Regions from separate parts of the Homo sapiens genome. Here region 2 is linked to region 1. A link is a contact called in ENCODE Hi-C or POLR2A ChIA-PET data. All regions are on one chromosome and are shown on one strand. Each heading gives the region's core, a stretch centred on a gene start or an enhancer-like site at or near the end of the contact. The rest is flanking DNA. Distances are from core to core; before and after follow the strand shown.

What was found. Hi-C counts contacts between places; a loop is a spot of excess contacts on that map. ChIA-PET counts read pairs that join two places held with the same protein, here RNA polymerase II (POLR2A). Pooled maps may share reads with other maps.
Region 2: a pooled map shows a loop between it and region 1 (3-fold over the local background). The contact joins two enhancer-like sites. A Hi-C loop is called at or near these places in 1 of 50 pooled maps. POLR2A ChIA-PET finds 5 or more read pairs at or near these places in 3 of 52 experiments (BJ, MCF 10A and activated T-cell).

The regions. Positions count from the first base shown.
Region 1 is chr3:30,230,867-30,233,952 of GRCh38, reverse strand. No RefSeq gene overlaps it. Among named protein-coding and RNA genes, the nearest start is that of LINC01985, 290 kb to the left of the region's middle. Within about 2 kb of position 1,601, at least 4 of the 41 ENCODE cell types and tissues checked have a DNase peak (open chromatin) inside an H3K27ac peak, as active enhancers do.
Region 2 is chr3:30,454,492-30,457,577 of GRCh38, reverse strand. The region is part of intron 4 of LOC101927995 (a long non-coding RNA gene); the gene reads right to left. All of the region lies in intron 1 of LOC105377013 (a long non-coding RNA gene), which reads left to right. Among named protein-coding and RNA genes, the nearest start is that of LINC01985, 63 kb to the left of the region's middle. Within about 2 kb of position 1,522, at least 4 of the 41 ENCODE cell types and tissues checked have a DNase peak (open chromatin) inside an H3K27ac peak, as active enhancers do.

The DNA of each region.
Region 1 (3,086 bases), core at 352-2,851:
TTTTTGTTGTTCAACCAAGACCATTAATTGGTTTGGAATACAAAATCAAAATGAAAATGAGATTTTAAAAATTCTAAGTAAATAAATGTGAAACATAAATAACTACAAACACACCCTTTCTGTAAATATTCCTATAACATCAGGCAATGTTTGGAAAACAGATCTGATGAAGAAAATGAAGGATTTACAGATTATCCATCTGCCTCAGCCCAACCTTTTAATGGTTCAGAACAAAGAAACCCCCAAAGGGGTTGGGAGTGGGGCTTGGGCACTTAATAGCCTACTGGGGTGGAAGAACATCAGCCTCCTTGCACCTTCCTTCATCATGTACTTGAGGAAGGATTGTATGGAGCCAGCTCATGGAGCCCTCACCCACCTTCCAGCAAGACCAAGTTAAAACACATCCCATAATTTCCTACATTAGCCTCTTAGAACAAACGTTCTTAACCTGGGGCCCTTGGACTGAATTCAGCAGTGTTTAACTTGGTTGGAAAGAAAATGACATCTAATTTTTACTAATCTCAAACTCATACTTAGTACACCTTTTAATTATGAATGCAGCAACAAGGCACAGTAGTATTGACAGAATATGACTTTGTCATAGATATTTTTATATAACATTATAGTTGTTGCAGGCATTTCCAAATATAGTTGACACCTATCATTACTTCAGAATTATAGGAGCATTAGCCTTGCTTCTAGAGATTGTCATTCAATGCCTGAATAAAAAAGCACATATACAACTATATCTCACATTTCCTTTTCTTACTTACCATTTTGTTACCTGCATCTAAGTATAACTGGTTGCCTTTATCATATGTAAAATATAATAATGATGATGATGATACTAAGAGCTTCGAGTTTAGAAGGAGACAAAAACCAAAAACATATGATTAAAAAAAAGTCTAAAAGAAAAAGACCACTTGAGTTTTTGCCCCAAAAGCCCTCCATGTGCCCCTCAAATGGACTTGCACAGGAATCACCTGGAATATCTTGTTAAAATGCCTAGTTTGAGTCAGCAGGCCTGGGGTGACAGACACTAATTAGCATTGCTAAGCTCCCAGGTGAAACTGATCTGCTGGTCCATGGATGATACTAAGCAGTAGTGGTAAGAGTGTAAGTCTTACAATTTATGGCCTCATCTTTCAGAATGTTTCTTTTTGTTTTTTCCTTTCTCCCACCTAGTACTGAGTTACACATAGTATTTGTAAAAGCTGACACAAGTTGATATGGTTTAGCTGTGTCCCCATCCAAATCTCATCTTGAATTGTAGTTCCCATAATCCCCATGTGTCATGGGAGGGACCGAGTGGTGGGTAATTTAATCAGCAGGCGTTTACCCTTATGCTGTGCTTGTGATGATGAGTGAGTTCTCAGAAGGTCTGATGGTTTTATATGGGGCTTTTCCCCTCTTGCACTTTCTTCTCTCTCCTGCCACGATGTGATGAAGGACATATTTGCTTCCCCTTCCACCTTGATTGTGTTTCCTGAGGCCTCCGCAGCCTTGCAGAATGGTAAGTTAATTAAACCTCTTTCCATTATAAATTACTCAGGCTCGGTTATGTCCTTACAGCAGTGTGCAAACGGACTAAACCACAAGTTTACGTCACAAATTTTTGAAATGGTGTTTTCTGGCTGGCTGGCCAGATTACAAGCATTGTGTCATGAACAGAACAGCAAATATCTCTAAGAAGCTTGAAAGCAAAATGATGCACCACTAGTCCAAATAATTAACATGAGTGTTGATAGCACCCTCTTTTAATCAAGTTGGTCTGATGGGTTTTCCTGGTGCAAGATTTCAACAAGAATACAAGGCTGGTGGTATTCAGTGGAGGGGTTTTAAAATCAAACCTAATAACCAGAATCCCTGCCCCCTTCGGAAACAAAGAATCACAATAGAGGCTTTTAAAAAGCTCTGTGCATTATTCCCAGCTTAGCTAAGTATGGGCTTGATTAGTTGAATGGCCTTTATTTTCCCGCATTTCCTATCATTGGAAACATCTGTGGAGAGGAAAGATGGTTATCAAGGCAATTGACCATTGTCACAGTTTAGTAGTCCCTGATGGCTTTTTCCAAACCCTTCTCTAGGGCTTTTGTTTCCCAAAGCAAATTGGTAAACATCTGGTCTATCCAAGCCAAACTCTCATGCTGCATTTACAATCATGCCACTTTCACTTTCAGCATCTGCTGGTCACTAATTCATGCAGTAATCCTTTAAAGACAGGGCCCCAGGGCTTCTCTTTTGGCCAGTTCTGGACATTTCATTTCTCTGGTGGCTCATGTAAGTTTTGCTCAACTTGCTCAATAGCTCAGTCTCCTAAGTCAAATAAATTTCTCCCAACCACAAAATGTAAGATACTTCAGAACCAAAAACCAGAGGGAATTAAACCAGAAATTTAAGGATGGCCTGGGCAAGAGTGACTGTTTTCAAGAATTAAAACAGTTCTGTTGAGTTACCCACAACACCTGCTCCTCTGACCCAGTTACCAGATCCTTAGTAACTCAAATCCCTGTTACCACAGCCTCGGTCCAAGTGTCATAGTCTGCCACCCTCCACCTGGGCCCCAGGCCCTCTATGTTATATTTTCTGATTTTTCCAGCACCCTGCTATAATTTTCCATGGTCTTCCACAGACTGCAGTTAAAGATTCTTCATTACTGGAGCATCTCCTTCCATTTGTACTCTGGCCTTTCACATTGTTTCTTCTCTTCTCCAAATCCAGTCAACCCAAACTGCTCATAGGTCCCCAAAACCCCATATTATCATTTATCCATGTGCCCAGCTCTTCCCTTTGCCTGGAATGTGCCATCTCCTTATCTACCTAAAAAAAGTAAAAGAAAAAATCTGAATCTCTGAGTTAAGGAGTTTTTGGTGAAAACCTTTTGTTCACTTTGCAAAGGAAGATTGTTTTTCACTCATGTCTAGATCTTGTTCATGGTATCACTGTGACTCTTATCACAGTGCTGCACAGTTTATTTCATTGATAGGATATTCAGCTACACTTTGAGCCATTAGAACATCCAGGTTGGTTTTATTCCTCTTATTCCCAGATGCTAGCACAGTGCCTGGCACGTTGGAGGCACTTCG
Region 2 (3,086 bases), core at 273-2,772, 220 kb before region 1:
GTCCTGATCCAAAGCTATGCTCCAAAGCCCCTCCCTACTCTGACTACAAGAATTCACCTCTTTTGAGATCAGTGGAGAAAAGGAAGTAAAAAGCTAGCCACTAGACAGCTAGTTTAACACTCTGTTCTATCAATATCCATCGGCAGGAAACCAATGGCAAATATAATTTCTGAAGGAGTGTGGTCAGGGATTTTAGCTCATCCCTGCTCAGATGTAAAAATTTAACAGCAGGAAAACAAAATCCATATTCTTCCTATCCCCAGTCTTTAGCATTGCTCACAGGCTGCTTTAGTGGATTTGGCTATTATCCATCACTGTGTATTCTCTTACTGTTAGAGGCAGCTGTCTCAAGAAATTCTGTAGGCCACCTAGATATCAAAATAAAAACATGCTAAGCCAAATATAAATGGGAGAAGTCATGACATAAACTAGTTGCATTAGGGTAATCAATTCTTGGCATGATATACTCAGAGCTAACATTCATTAAAAAATAATTACCTCTCTGATTTGTGGGAAGCTAGCAAAATATTTACAAATAAATAGCTCTTCCTCTTCAAGTATTTATGAACAGGTATTGAGTTCTATAGATTATATATAATGAGCTTTTTAATTTCTCTTGCAAACTTGTTACTTGCTTTTTTTTTTTTTTTTCTTTTCTTGGTCCATTCACCTGATCATTCAAATGAGAACACTGAGTTTTCTTTAGCTCATTCCTTCATCAGGCCCCATGTTTCACTAATCATCAAAGCCTATCCTATTCCACTTCTGAAAATTTTCAGAAATTGCGTTCTTCTTCAGTCCCACTGCCTTTGCCATTGATTAGATTTTTTTGGAATCATTTGCTTGGACAACCATGATAGCCTCTGTACTAGTTTCCTTTTTTCCATTTGTTTCAACATTGCTGGTTTTAAAACATCTTAGATTATAATTCTGTTCTATCAAAACCCTTAGAGAGTGCCTTATTATCTGCAGAATAAAGTTCAAGCCTCTTTAAATAATGTTTAAGATCATTTATGTATTCAAACATTTATTAAGCTTCTACAGTTTATTCTGGGGGAAAGAGGAGTGACAAAGGGTATTTCCTGCCATCAAAGGAACCCACCTAGAGTCTTGTAAATGACATATGATTGTAAAAACAAATGCGGTAAAGTGTAATGGGTGTTTCTTACAAATTGAGAAGGTATAAGGTTGTAATGAAAAAGTAGTTCATTATTTCCTATAGGGTACATCTGTTGGCGGGCTTCCTAGTATGCAGTCTCTACTTTCCCATAATCCCAGATTGTGGTACTCTTAGCTTTAGGAATGGAAGATGTAATATAGGCTAAGCCAACATGTTTTTCTAGCCCCTGAACCCAGTTCACAGTTCAAGGGTGGACATGTGAACTAAAGTAGTCAAAAAAAAAAAGAAAAGAAAAAAAGAAAAGTGTCAGGACTTTTGCAGGAAAATTTACGTCAGAGATGTTCTTAGTTTCTTTCTGGACAAGGCAGCGTGATGACCCAAGAGCTGCTGGCAGCATTTGGGAAATAGGAGGGAAGCCAAGCTCAGAATAAAGCCAACGTTGTAAAAATCAGAGCAAAAAAAAAAAAAAACAAGAAATTTATCTTTGATGTGAGTGTTAAGCTGAGAGCTCAAGTATTGCTTAAATTCTGCCCTAATTCTGAACTTTTTAGTTAGGTAAGCCAATACATTCTTTTTATTTTTTTAAATGCAAGATTACATATGGTTTTGACCCAGTTTTAAATTTCTCTTCACTAAGAAATTGTTGGGAACCACAATTCTCGGGGCTGAAGAAAGGCCCTTATCTGATCTAGATTCTTCCCTATGAAGCCTATATTATTCCAGTCAACTGTGTTCCTATATTTTGAAATGATTGCTCTTGACTTCAGGGCTCCTATTAAGTCTCCCTCTCTCTCTCTCTTTGCTTAAGCATTTGCTCATTTAGATGATTTATGCTGGTCGTGCCTCCCCAAAATCAATTTCTCATAATTTAATTTTGGTAGACTACCCCAGTCCTATTCTCAGCCTGTATAGTCTAAATGTTTCTAACTGTACCCCACGGTTCCAGGGGTGGACACAAGGCCCATGCTGAGCCAATAAGCTTACTGTGTTTAACTGGTTACAAATATTAGTTTAGTAGAGGACATGTGGTCAAGCCTGTTGAATCCAAATGAATAAGCACCACATCTAAGATGTCATTCAGAGCCAGGGTCCAATCAGGAAATTAAAACGTGATAATTTGAACAAGAAGATTTGTTACAAAAATTATTGATGACTCAGCACTTGGGGAGGCTGAGATGGGCGGATCACGAGGTCAGGAGTTCAAGATCAGCCTGACCAACATGGTGAAACCCTGTCTCTACCAAAAATAGAAAAATTAGCCTGGTGTGGTGGCTTGTGCCTGTAATCCCAGCTACTCAGGAGACTGAGGCAGGAGAATCACTTGAACCCGGGAGGCAGAGGTTGCAGTGAGCTGAGATTGTGCCACTGTACTCCAGCCTGGGCAACAGAGCAAGACTCTGTCTCAAAAAAAAAAAAAATTATTGATGACTTACCAGGAATTAACTAGGAATAGATAAAAGGGTAATCTAAAGAATGCCATGGGGCTGAGGGAGAGTATCCAATGAAGGAAAAAACTTGGAAGATGGGAAATTCTTCCCAAAGATTCCTCACTGCTGGGAAGCCACCCGAGGGAAGGAGTTTCACTAGGTATCTTGCAGGCCAGCCCAGCACCATGGGAGTAAGCAAAGCCAAGCATGCTGCAACCAGGAAGAGCAGCCTCTTCCCTCTCCAGGGTCCCTTCAGCACCTTCTACTGACCAAGCTTAGCATCATTCCTGTTGGCAAAAGGAACATGTTTCAGTATCACAAGAAGTGCAATAAAGGGTGGATTTGGGGCTGAGAGGCAAAACATTGGTAACTGGCACATCTGAGATTTTTATTTTAATACTAGGAAAAAGAAGCTGTCTGCTATCCACTGATGTACACTTAAGGGCAAGATGGTGGCCATCGTGCAATCAGGAGATGGAAGCATATCTTAGAATAAAGCTAGCATAGGTGAAAAGGACAGCTGAGAGATTGATAGAGGA